2 separate regions of the Homo sapiens genome follow, and region 1 is linked to region 2. A link is a contact called in ENCODE Hi-C data. All regions are on one chromosome and are shown on one strand. Each heading gives the region's core, a stretch centred on a gene start or an enhancer-like site at or near the end of the contact. The rest is flanking DNA. Distances are from core to core; before and after follow the strand shown. Region 1 overlaps SNX19 (sorting nexin 19). Region 2 holds the start of NFRKB (nuclear factor related to kappaB binding protein).

The links. Hi-C counts contacts between places; a loop is a spot of excess contacts on that map.
Region 1: a loop to region 2 is called in a map with no recorded cell type, with 2.8 times the contacts of the local background. The contact joins the enhancer-like site here to the promoter of NFRKB in region 2. A Hi-C loop is called at or near these places in 2 of 37 single-sample maps with no recorded cell type.

Annotation. Positions count from the first base shown.
Region 1 is chr11:130,895,251-130,901,677 of GRCh38, reverse strand. The region is part of intron 8 of SNX19 (sorting nexin 19); the gene reads left to right. Among named protein-coding and RNA genes, the nearest start is that of SNX19, 18 kb to the left of the region's middle. Within about 2 kb of position 3,762, at least 25 of the 41 ENCODE cell types and tissues checked have a DNase peak (open chromatin) inside an H3K27ac peak, as active enhancers do.
Region 2 is chr11:129,894,328-129,900,766 of GRCh38, reverse strand. NFRKB (nuclear factor related to kappaB binding protein) reads left to right here and starts at 5,189. Exons shown (of 27, transcript NM_001143835.2): 1 at 5,189-5,271; 2 at 6,329-6,408. It overlaps PRDM10 (PR/SET domain 10), which reads left to right. Exons shown (of 21, transcript NM_199437.2): 21 at 1-1,056. RefSeq lists a silencer at 5,033-5,472.

The sequences.
Region 1 (6,427 bases), core at 2,513-5,012, 1.0 Mb before region 2:
TATTTCTTTATATTAAAATTCCACCTCCTTTCTTACTTGGCATGATCTGGTTTCAGTCTTATTTTTCATTTTCCACCGTGTAAACGTCCATCATTGCCTGAATATTCTGTGGTCTTTTACCCCCAGGCCTTTGCTCATCTTCCTGTATCTGCCTTCGAATGGTCTTTCTCTACCTGTTATTTCCCTGTTCCTTCCATGTGTTCCTAACTTTTCCTCTTCTTGTCTGCTTGGCCTACTGCAAAACATTTTTCATATATTAAGCATAAAATGTCATTTATTCTGTGAAACCTTCTGTAGCATCTGCTCTCTTTCCCCGAGAATTAAGGAGTCCTCTTCTCTAACTTGCAAAGTTTTGATAATAATACTTGTCACAGTGTGTTTATATAAATGATCTGCTTTTCCTACACTAGTGGTTGTCAACTGGGGTACACTTTTGTCCCCCAGGGGACACTTGCCATTATCTGGAGATATTTTTTGTTGTCACAACTGGGAAGGAGATGTGGGATGCCTACTGGCATCTAGTGGATGTAGGCCAAGGATGCTGCTAAACATCCTGCAGCTACACAGGACAGTCCACCATGCCAAACAACGTGAATTATCCTGCCCAAAATATCAGTGTTACCAAGCTTGAGAAATGCTGTGTAGACTATTAGTTCTTTAAGGACCGGAACTAGCTTTGTCTCCCCAGCAGCTTATACAGGGCCTGGACATAGTAGGTACTCATTAAATATTGAATAAAGAAATAAACATTTCCCTTCCCAGTACCTTTACACTTGAAAGTATAGTCTCTTTAGTTTTATTCTGTCACCTCTGGATGTCACTAATTAGGCCTTCATTTCTCTTCTTCTTTTTTTGGACTTCCCTTTGCTAATCTTCTAAGTGGTTTAAAAAAACAAAATGAGAAGATCCCAAAACTAGCTAGTGTGTGATCTAATATGACCCCTTCTCCTTGAGGTCATTTACATGACAGATTGGTTTCAGAACACGAGAAATTATTCAGTATGAGGATAAAAGTATAGATGAGTTAGGAGAAATTCAAAAAAGATTGAGATCCTTATATAAAAGGGGTAGGAAAAAGTTGACCTGAAGTTTGAATAACTCAGAGTGCTCAAGGGTTTGGGCTAGTCCAGATAAAGGAGAAATACCTATATTCTGGGAGTTAGAGAATGATCACAGAAGTACTTTTTCATGTGGCCGGGGCCCTGGGAGATCTAAGGCAGAAAAGTTAAATACGAGCGAAGCAAGCTCCAGCTGCGTGGCAGACATGGAAAAGACAGGGCTCATTTTAGAGTTCAGAGCAGAGGCTGTGAGACTTCTTTCTTTTTCATTTTTCATATATTGAGGATAAAATGTCAATATATGAAATATCAGTGAGATGGGATTTCATTCTGTCGCCCAGGCTGGAGTGCAGTGGCACTGCAATCATAGCTCACTGTAACCTCCTGGGCTCAAGCCATCCTCCCACCTCAGCCTCCCAGGTAGCTAGGACTACAGGCACACACCACCGTGCTTGGCTAATTTTTTAAATTTTTTGGTTGAGATGGGGTCTCACTATGTTGCCCAGGCAAGTTCCTCACCTTTCCATTCCTGTCCCTGACACTCCCCAACTACAACCACAACTCCAGTGAGCTGGGTAAAGTCTGGTGAATGCAGACTAGCAAAACCCAAATGTAGCTCATGCCATAAAGGAAATGAGGGAGAGGGCTTACAGCTGAATTTCCCTAGACTTTCTCCTCTTTTCACATTCTGACTTTTTGTTTTTTGGTTTTGTCTTATTCTGTTTTATGGAAAAGCATCACTATTGTGATGGGAAAAGTGGGAAAACTCTGAATATATTTGGTGAATTTGAATGAAGCCACTGTGAATATTGGGCAAGAACAGCATTTTGCGGCTAGTTACTTTTGAAAAACTTGTTGTAACTATGGCCTGTTATCTTTGGTTCATTGTACATATTTCCAGGTGAAGATGTTTTATACATGTTCAGTTACCTCATATCCCTTCCTGTCAACAAGTTCTTATATCTAAGAATACAACTTTATCCTTAGCCCATTTGGTTTTGTATTAGCTGCAATGAAAATAGGACCACATCTGGTTAGCAGTCTCCTCACCCAAGCTTCCACAGACTAGAATTAAATGAAGAATCTCATACTTCTCTGTTTGAGGCCATTCATGTATCCCTACAAATCATTTTTCCCATCTTTTTAATGACATTTTTGGCCCTCTTCTGAAGTACCTTATAGCTGGTTTCACAGTTTTCCTGAAGCCTCCTTAAGATAGGAAGCTAGAAGTCATGATATCTAAAGAAAGAACCGGTTCTTCCACTAGAGCTTCCAAAGATCTGGCACTGGTGGCCCATGGTCTCATACCTGGAAGCACCCTGTGCATTATAGACATGGAGCTAACACATTTTAGCATTCAGAGTGTAAACGTTGATAATCTCGTCAGCATCAGCACATTTGCTGTCCAGCAAATGTTTATCGAGAGTTGACTTAGTGCAAATACTGTACTGAACACTGTATGCACATGCTGTTCAAAAGCCACAGTTACTTTTGCACCAACTTAATACCATTTAATTCCTCCAAGTCCTGCGAAAGCGGTACTATGACCCTCATTTTAAAGACAAGGAAACTAAGGTTTACAAAGAATGTGGGTTATCTAGTCAAAATCACAGGGTTAATAAATATCACAAGCAGAATTTGAACCCAGGTTTTTCTGATTTATAGCTGTGATGATTGTCTAAATTTCAGGATCAGATCTTTGCCCTGCAATTCAGCAGGATAAAAGCCAACCCAAAAATCTCTGTCTCCAAGTACTGGAGATTATCAGGCAGTTTGTAGAATCCAAACTGCATCTCCGTATCTACACACTTGCAGCTAACCTAAGGGCAGTGCTGCAGTCTAAAGACAGCCCATGTTACTATCCCTGGGACAGTTGCAGGTTTTAATTTTAAAAAGTGGTGTATGCATTGCTGCATGCTTCAGCTTTATTTGCTTTGGTAAGCCAATATGCTGGAAACTTGACATCTCCAGAGCTGCAGCACCTCTCCACTGTACCCCCTGCATCTCCCACAAGAGGCATGATATGAGGTCCCGTTGCCTCCCATCCCCATGACTGCTGCCTAGGAGGCTACATGTTTGTCCTCCCTGAAACCACGGGTAGCTGAGCCATATGCTTTTGCAGGGTACTTGGGTTCTCTTCCTTTAAGTTCCGTGCTTAAAAGAGCAGGATAGTTGGTGTTGGTGCCACACGTGGTACTGCCACTTCTCTAGTTATTTAGAACTCACTGCAGTTTGACCATCAGGGATGCTGTAGTCACCAGATTTGAGTGCATCTCCTCCTTAAAATGTCCTCATGTTCCAACCTCCAGTATTATTATCCCCAAGCAGGCAAGTTTATTCCTCTGCTTCCAACTTTGTATACCCATCTTGCAACTTTAAAAGACCTGTGTACATTACTGCCTTGGACGCCATAGACTTCTGTCAAATTATAAGCACACTCTCTATCCTGCAAAGGAAAAAAAAAAAACAGAGTAAGTTCGACCTCATAACCCCTCCTTCTAAGCCAAAGTTGGAAGAGCTCTGATCTGAGCCAGGCTTATAAATCTCCGTTGATTGTTGATGATGTGGAGAGAAGTGGGAGGGGAGCTGAAGAGAAGTTAGATGCCCAAAAAAGGCATTGTTAAGTCAAAGGGAAGTCTTGCATGCATGTGCGCCTAACCTCATGTGTCAGCTTCTGTGCTGGGAACATCCAATTATGTAACAAGAAGCACTCCTTATTTGGAATGAGAGACAAAGGGAGGGGAAGGGGAGAGCGGGTAGCACTCTGAGCCAAGGAGCAAATCCGGCTTGTGCAAACTCTGCTCATGCCCGAAAACAGAAGAAACTTGAAAATATCTCTGCAAACATCAGAATCAGATTTAGCAAACTGGGCAAGTACTCAGAGTTAGACTGGGTTGGAGGGAAAGAGGAGAGATACACTGTGCTGCATTGATGGTAGGGGGTTTGGGGCAGGAAGATCCAGCCAAGGTAAGGGGTAGGATTGGTGTGGAGTCCTGATGGAAAGTGAAGGAATGAGAAGCTGGACCGGCGCCCTGCCTGGACACCCAGAGCAATGCCACGATAAAAATAGGAACCATGCCAGCAGCAGAATGCGTGAATGCCACGTCCGCGGCGCTGCCCTCCCCATGGCCCCAACGATGGCATCAGACCTGTGTCAAAAGGGCAGCAGACACATTCCTGGCATCTGCGTCAGGATTTCTCAGTTAAAAAGGGAGTGTGTGTGTGTGTGTCTGTGTGTGTGTGTGTAAGATAGAGACAGAGTGTGTGTGTGTGAGTGTTGGGGGCATGTGGGAATGGAATGGCTTGGCAGAAAGCCAGGGGGAAAGGTTCTGGCAGAGGGGAGCGTGAAGTGTGTAAAGTTAGGAAGTATCCAGAGAGGAAGAAGAAAAGAAAGGGTGTGCAGGTTTAAGGAGTCCAACAAGCAGGGCACCCAGGAGAAACTTGATGGCAAGCTCTAGACCTTACACCAGACCTTGGAATCACTTTCTTAGAGAAGATGTCTCTCTCTAAACCATCTCCTAGGAAAGGTCAGGAGAGCTGCGGCAGAGTCTGGGAGCACTGGAGAGTGCTGTGCTGCAAGGCGCAACGTCCACCTCCCCTAAGGACAGTTGGGAAAGGTTGACCATGAACCCTCTTGCTTCCACTGTTCTCTTAGAACGCTCCAGAATCAAGGCGCTTTCTGTGGAACTCTACTTCAAGGGCCTCTTTCTTGGTGGGCATGTCTAACTAGCAGGTGGATAACAGTTCTTTGTGACATTGGTTATTTCTTAAGAGAACCTCCAGGTCTGCCACCAAAAGTGCACGAGTAATTGCAATGGGAAAGGAACTGACGCTTATTACAATATTAATACCAGGAAAGCAGCTATGTACTGTTTATATTAATGTTCAATTCTATGAGATAGACATGTAGTTCTACATTTCATAAGTGAAGAAAATTACATTCAGATAAAATAACGTTCCCAAAATCATAAAAGTCGTAACAACCACACCTTAAGATTCCACTTAAGTCATCCTGGCCTCAGAGCTCATGTGTTTCCCACTGCTCTGCCATGCTTCCCCTCCATGCAAGCTTTCCCACAAAGCAGTGGCCACTAGAACTGGGTTCACCTGAAAGTTCCCTTGCCGTATTCCCATCTAGCCTCTCTTGCTTTCCATCCAGCTGGTCTCAGGGACACACGCATCTGATGGTAGCATATAAATTATTTTTGTCTGCATATTCTGATTTTATTTTTAAAGCACTTCTGAGCCAGAGATTGTCTCTTAGCTATCTCTATTTATATGCTATTCACAATCAGGAAAAGATTATCAACGTTAAGACTCAGAGTTTCTCAGGAAGCATAGATTACAGTTTTTTCCTTTGCTGTGTAACTTTTTCTTCCAGTTCAGCTCTGATGCCTGGCTATGTCTTATACCCCATCTCTTCCTATGCACAGCTTTTCTAGAAATACGCATACTTTTGCAAGACCCCCACATACAAAATTAACTCAAGCTCAGTCTTCAGAATTCTCGCTTATTTTCTGGCTCTCCAGTCATTGGCTTGGGCTGTTTTTAGAGGTGCTGAAATTAATTTTTCTCATTGATGGCTTTGCTCAGATTGTACTGTGGCTCCCTGGGAAGGAGTACTGCTTGTCCCAGGCCTCTTCCATTAGGCCATGCCAAAGGGAAGCTCTTGACTTCTATAGACTGGGCCAGGATGGGCCCTAGCAGTTTCCCCTGTCATATGAGTGGTCTGCCTGTCATATTTCTTGGGTATCACTTATTCTACACCCATCTTAGGATGAAGACATCATGGCTTTCCTGTCACATAGTGACAGTCTCTACTGGAATATATCTTTGAGATTGTAGCAGGTGGATGGCAGCTGACAGCCGTGTGCCTGAGCATTGCATTTGCATTTCTGTGTGTGTGTGCTCTTGAAGTCTCATATACTCAAATAGAGGTACAAAATTGCTCATTGTAAAAGTTAACAAAAAACAGAATATCATGAGGTATTTAAACCTCAGAGCCTTTTTTTCCAAGTCAGGTTCTTGGCATCTCTTGCCCATCTGTGACTGCAAACAGGAACCTAAGATTTTGACATTTTGATGACAGCTTTAGAATGTATGTCAGCATCCTGAGGGCAGGGACTGCGTCTTATTTACCATTATATCTTCAACACCCAGCCCCATGCATAGAAGGCACCTAGTAAATTTGTGTCAAATAAATGAACACAGAAGATCACACGTCATTCTACTGGAGGCAGTCCCTCTGCTTATCACTATTAAGAATCTTAGGGTTTCCTCAACAGTGCTGGGGGACCAGAAGCAAAATGGAAACTGAGTCTTTCATTCCCTCCACACAGGGCATACCCAGATCTTCAGTTAATTGGGGA
Region 2 (6,439 bases), core at 3,940-6,439:
ATATGGAAACTGAAAATGGACTCTCTTTGTGACAAAGATATTCAACAGAAAATATTGACCCTGCATTGCAAAACACAGGTTCGGGTTCCCTAAGTCCCACAGTGTAATGATTACAAATATCCTAGTGTCCGGTCTAGAAAGACTTTCTAGGAGAAGACTAGTGGAATTTTCTAAAGGTTCAGTTTTAGCTTTTATAACTTAAATTTGGCCCTGTTACGTTCTTTTTAATTTGAACCATAAGGTATCTCCCCTCCCTTCAGGAATAACTTATTGGAAAACTGAAAAGAATCACTGAATGGAATGTTCATTTTATGGCAGTTGTTTTAAGTTTTAAAATACACAGAGGAAAATATTGTGGAAGGACCTCTTTGTTGCTTTCCCTTCTAAGTTGTCTTCTTCTTCTTCTTCTTCTTCTTCTTCTTTGGTCCTTAAGTGAAATAAAGACTCTAAAACTAATTTGTATATTATCAGCCAGAGATGCGGATGGCAGTCGAGCCAAATCGCATGGCTTTCAGATCAGGTATTCTGCACATTCATTCCAAGGTCATAGATTTTTAAAAGGACCTGGATTTGAAGAGATGGCAAATGATGAGCCATCAGAAAACTTAATTTGGAAAACATGTATGTAGCCAGTGTGGATATTGTGGCCTCTCTCAAGACACATTGACACTGTAGACTTCATTCAGTCCAGTGTGAGTATTTTGGAGTAGGTTGGATGTAGATTTTGTTTTTATCATTGATTTGTACCGACAGAAATAGACATTTCATCATGTAAAATTCCTGTTATTCTGGAAAAACCTATTGTTTTGATCTTCTTGTTTTCTGACTTGGAAGTATCCTTTCAAAAAAACTCTTAAGATATCTAGGTCTAAAAAGCACTTCATGAGATGCTAAAGCTGACCCACTGGTTGAAAATGTTGACCCTATCCTGTTATTTAAATGTGAACATTTATTGTACATTCAGTGAGTTATAGTGTTAATAGTCTTGTGCTATGCAGCAGGTGTAAAAATTAATAAATATATTTTTTAATAAACATGTTTGTATGTGTGAAGCTACAAGAGCTATTTTTTTTTCTTTGAAGAATTGCAACTTTTGGTTTCCAGCGTGGCATACAGGAAGCTTGGAAGTTGTCCCTCCATCCTAGCAATAAGTAAGAAGCTGAGCAAATGGAAAGATCAACATCTCTCCTTAGATCCATCAGAAAGTTGAGCCCACAGGACAAACTGCTGTCCCCAAAATTGGAAAGACAAACAGGCAAATACAGAGAATCATAGCTTATTGAACAGAAACCCGTGAGAAAAAAATCCACGATCAATAACCTCTATGAGAACCAGCGCCAGGGTAGGAAAACTTGAACTATATTTGATGAATTGCTGCAGGCTCAGCGTGGAGAAATCTGAGAGGTTAAAAACTCCAGGGAACTCAGTCACTGGAGGGGGGGTCAAGGGAGACCCACACTTTTGTGAGTTTTATCCCCAGGAGCTTGACTAGGTTCTCACAGTGAAATTTGGAGAAAAATTCCCTCATGCTTCCAGCAGAGGAAGGGGAGAAGGAACCATTTTGAAATACTCCAGAGCTTTCTGATCTTTCTATTATAACAAGCACCGAACCTGCTGAAGTTATAGCAGAACCTCAGTCACCTGGAGGAAAGGAAATAGCCAGCCCCAGCCCATTCCAGCCATTGTCCCTCATCTAAGAGGGGATAACTGCGTAGCATTCGTGAAGTTCACAGTCCAGAGGCACAGGCTCACCAGAAGACTGAGGCCTCCTTTAGGAATACAGAATGCTTCCCCAACCCCAACACCTTACCACCACATTGCTAAAGGCCTACTTACAGAAGCTCTCTCTACCTGGCACATCATGACCAGCTATCAAGAAAAACATTACAAGGCATACTAAGAGGCAAAAGACACAAGTTTGAAGAAAGAGAGCAAACATCAGACCCAGAATTAGATATGGCCGAGATGTTGGAATTCACAGACTGGGAATTTGAAACAACTGTGATTAATATGAAAAGGGCTCTACTAGAGAAAGTAGACAACAAGCAATAACAAACAATGTAAGGAGAGAGATGGAAATCCTAAGAATGAGCTAAAATGCTAGAGATAAAAAATGAAGAGTAGGCTGGGCACGGCAGCTCATGCCTGTAAACCCAGCACTTTGGGAGGCTGAAGTGGGTGGATCATTTGAGGTCAGGAGTTCAAGACCAGCCTGGCCAACACGGTGTAACCCTGCTTCTACTAAAAATACAAAAATTAGCCAGGCGTGGTGGTGGGTGCCTGTAATCCCAGCTACTCAGGAGGCTGAAGTGGGAGAATCGCTTGAACCTGGGTGGTGGAGGTTGCAGAGAGCTGAGATTGCGCCTCTGCACTCCAGCCTGGGTCACAGTGCAAGACTCCACCTCAAAAAAAAAAAAAAAAAAAAAAAAAACATGAAGAGTAGCTGTGAGAGGCTAAATGGTAGACTAGACACATCTTAGGAAAGAATTGCTGAGCTTAAGGATATCTCAATAGAAACCTCTATAACTGAAAGACAAACAATATCCAAAAACTGTGAGATGATGAAAAAAAGGTATAACTATGCCTCATGGGAATACTAGCAGAAGACAGAGAAAGGAACAGAAGAAATATTTGAAGCAATAATGATTGATTATTTCCCCAAATCAATATGGAAGATGAAACCACAGATCCGGGAAGCTCAGAGGACACACAGGATAAATGCAAAAAAATCCTTCAAAACCAAAAAACAAATGAACAAAAAATGACTTTTCTTCAGAAACTGTGCACACAAGGAGCGAGTGGAATGAAATGTTTAAGGTGTTGAGAGAAAAAAGCAGTGTCTAACCTAGAATGCTGTAGCCCATGAAATTATCCCCCAAAAGCAAAGGGGATTTGTTGCCAGTAGACCTGCCTTGGAGAGAATGTTAAGTTTTTCAGAGAGAAGAAAAATGATAAAAGTCAGAACCTCAGATCTATATAAAGAAAGAACATCATTATTACCTTTAATAATGAAGGTAAAGGAAAAGTCTTACTTATTCTTTGTTGTTTTATTTTTCTTTTTACTTTTTTGAGACAGGGTTTCACTCTGTTGCCCAGGCTGGAGTGCAGTGGTGCAATCACAGCTCACGGCAGCTTCGATCTCCCTGGCTCAAGCGATTCTCCCACCTCAGTCTCCTGAGTAGCTGGGACTACAGGCACGTGCCACCACACCTGGCTAATTTTTTGTATTTATTTTAGTAGAGATGGGGTTTCACCATATTGCCCAGGCTGGTCTCCAATTCCTGGGCTCAAGTGATCCACCCATCTCAGCCTCTCAAAGGGGAAGATCCTGGGCATTGGGACTGAGGTGTTTTTGATACGTTCATGCAAAGATGCCTGGAGTGGGTGGTTGGATTTCTGGGTTGTTTGATTCATAATTGCTTGATTCATAATTGCCAAAACCTGGAAACAATGAAGATATCTTTCAGTAAGCGAATAGATAAAACTGTGATATATCGACACAATGGAATATTATTCAGCACTAAAAAGAAATAGGAGCTATCAAGCCATGAAAAGACATGGAGGAAACTTCAATGCCTGTTACTACGGGAAGGAAGCCAATCTGAAACGGCTACATACTATGTAATTCCAACTAGATGACACTCTGGAAAAAGGCAAAACTATGGAGACAAAAAGATCAGCGGTTGCCAGGGGTAGAGGAGAGGGAGAGATGAATATGCAGAGCACAGATGATTTTTAAGACAGTGAAATTACTCTGCATTATACTGTGATGGTGGGTAATGATGTATCAATGTAGGTTCATCAGTTCTTTTGTTTGAGATGGAGTCTCGCTCTGTCTCGCTCTGTCGACAGGCTGGAGTGCAATGGCTCAATCTCGGCTCACTGCAACCTCCGCCTCCCCGGTTCAAGCAATTCTCCTGCCTCAGCTCCCGAGTAGCTGGGACTACAGGTGCCCGCCACCACGACCGGCGAATTTTTGTATTTTTAGTAGAGACGCGGTTTCACCATGTTGGCCAGGATGGTCTCGATCTCCTGATCTCGGGATCCGCCCGCCTCGGCCTCCCAAAGTGTTGGGATTACAGGCGTGAGCCACCAGGCCGGGCCGGGTTCATCAGTTCTAAGAAATGTACCACTCTGGTAGAGGATGTTGATAAAGGGAAGGCGATGCATGTGGGGAGGTGGGGCGGGGAGTATTTGGAAAATATCTTTCTGCTCAATTTTGTTAACTTTAAACCACTTTAAAAAAACAAAGTCTATCAAAAATTATAGTTTACATTGTTTTTACTCTTTTTCTCTTTCTGGTCTTGTCACAATCTCAAGGTAAGGGAAATATCGGTGACAACTATAGAGTGATATTCCACTGCCATTTATACTCGATAGTTTCTAATTCAAGAGCCTCTCAACAGTGTAACAGGAACTTAGAGCATATGTGGAGCCAGTAGAGGAACAGAGATCGGGTTGTTTGGAAACTACTCTCTTCCAGGAAGGGAAGAACATTAGCTCGGCCGGCCGGCTTCTCTGGTCCCATCCACACACAGAACTGAGGATGGTCTCTGCGCCACTGCTGGGAGTACCTGGAATAAGTAGTGTGAAGCCGTACTAAGCAAAACCCAGTGAATAACAGGAAAGGGGCCTTCATATCTAAGAAGAGGAAAATGATGGAGTTTAACTTTAAAATGTGATCCTTCGATGTGTTTACATTCTTTCTGGACATCGAGGGCCCGGGGACGGGAAGGAGGAATGAAGGAACTCGGAAGCACAGGCTGAGGTCGCGTTCTACTCATGTCCTCAACTGTAAAATGGGCACTAATAGTGCATAGCTCACAGGGCTGCAGCACAAAGACGGTGGGTAGAAAGTGCTTAGCATAGGGCCTGGGGCAGGGTATGCTCTCTGCAAACGTCAGCTAATAGACGTGCCTTCGCTCACGGGCTATGGAACTTTGATTCGCGGTCAGGCAAAGACAGGCACTGTCTGGGGCCTCTGGAAGCTCCTAAATCAGGTGAGACGCGCAAGCAGGCTGGAACCTGCATCCCCAGGCCCAGCCGCGCGCAGGCACCCTCGCCGACCCTCCGCTCTCCCGAGCCGCTCCAGGACCCGCCCGCTGTGGCCCCGCCCCGGCACCCTCCAGGCCCCGCCCCGCGCTGCCCCGCCCCTTCCGCCGCGCAGGCCCAGAGCGTGCGCGCACCCAGACTCCTTGCGGGAGCGAGTGCGTCTGGGAGCCCGCGGCCGGAGAAGGGCTGCGGGTTAGGGGGCCGGCGCCCGCGGTTCAGGTGAGGGCGGGCAAGGGGCGGCGAAAGGGTTGAAGTGTCTCCTGGGAGTGGAGGGAGCGGGAGCGGGCGGCTGGGTCCGCGAGGTCGCTGCCCGTGTGGGCGTGGGGAGCGGGAGCGGGGCGTGGGGAGCGGTGCGACGCGTGAGGCTGGGGGTTAGGGTTAGGCACGGCGTGGGGGAGGGGCGGGGCCGAGCCGTGCAGTTCTGAGGATTGGACCCGGGCCTTGGGCCAGCCGGGCTGGCACCGGAGGGGAATTTGCTGCAGAGTTGAGGGCTTTGGAGCCGGCGGTTGCTCTGGAAGGACCCGAGGGTTTAGCTTCTGCGTTGGGGAGGGTCCAGCGGGGAAAGTTAGACCAGGTGCTGAAAGCCAGTGATGAGAGGCCGAGAGGCCTTCGTGGTCTAGTGAAGAGGTTCAGAACGCCCGAAGATCTGGAAATCCTTGGCTTCCGGGGTCCAACTCCCTGGCAGCTGCCTGGTTTTGGTATTTTGAGATTCTGTTCAGAATAGTGGCAGTGCAAAGGTTGTCAGTGGACTAGATTAACTTTAGCTAGACACGCACCGTCACTGAAGAAACTTGTGAGCAAGTTGTATAGAGACCTCCTAAGAGGCAGGTAGGACACTGACTTTGCAGTTGATAGTCTGTTCTATGCCAGTTCTGTTAAGAAGGTTTTATTCTGAGCATCAGGTTGCTTCTGCAATTTTTTTTTGGTGCTATTTTGAAGTTTTGTTAAACTCACATGCTATGTGCTGTCTCACCCGCTTCACTTATTTAGGCATAGGCATGATGAGGATGTCATTTCACCATGTGCTGAAGGGTGATGAGGGGGCACAGTTGCTTGGGGACCACCCACGTGACTTGACTCAACGCTTAAGTTTCTGCTATATCTTTACATGGATCTGAAATCTCTTCAAGGGAGCTTGAAATAATTTAGTGGAACATGCTTCATTTTACATATAGTTATTCTAGAACTGTTCTTTATCATTGGAGAATTTTGGAAAAGAAAAGTACCTGTATTACGTAATTCACACTGTCACTCATCTAGAGATTATTCATTGCAGGATTCCAGAATTGGAAATAACGGGAGGGAGGACCTGGTCCAGCTTCCCTTCCTCAAATAAGGAAATTGACACCTGGCGTGGTAAGATTTGTGGAATGTGGTGTTTGTGGAA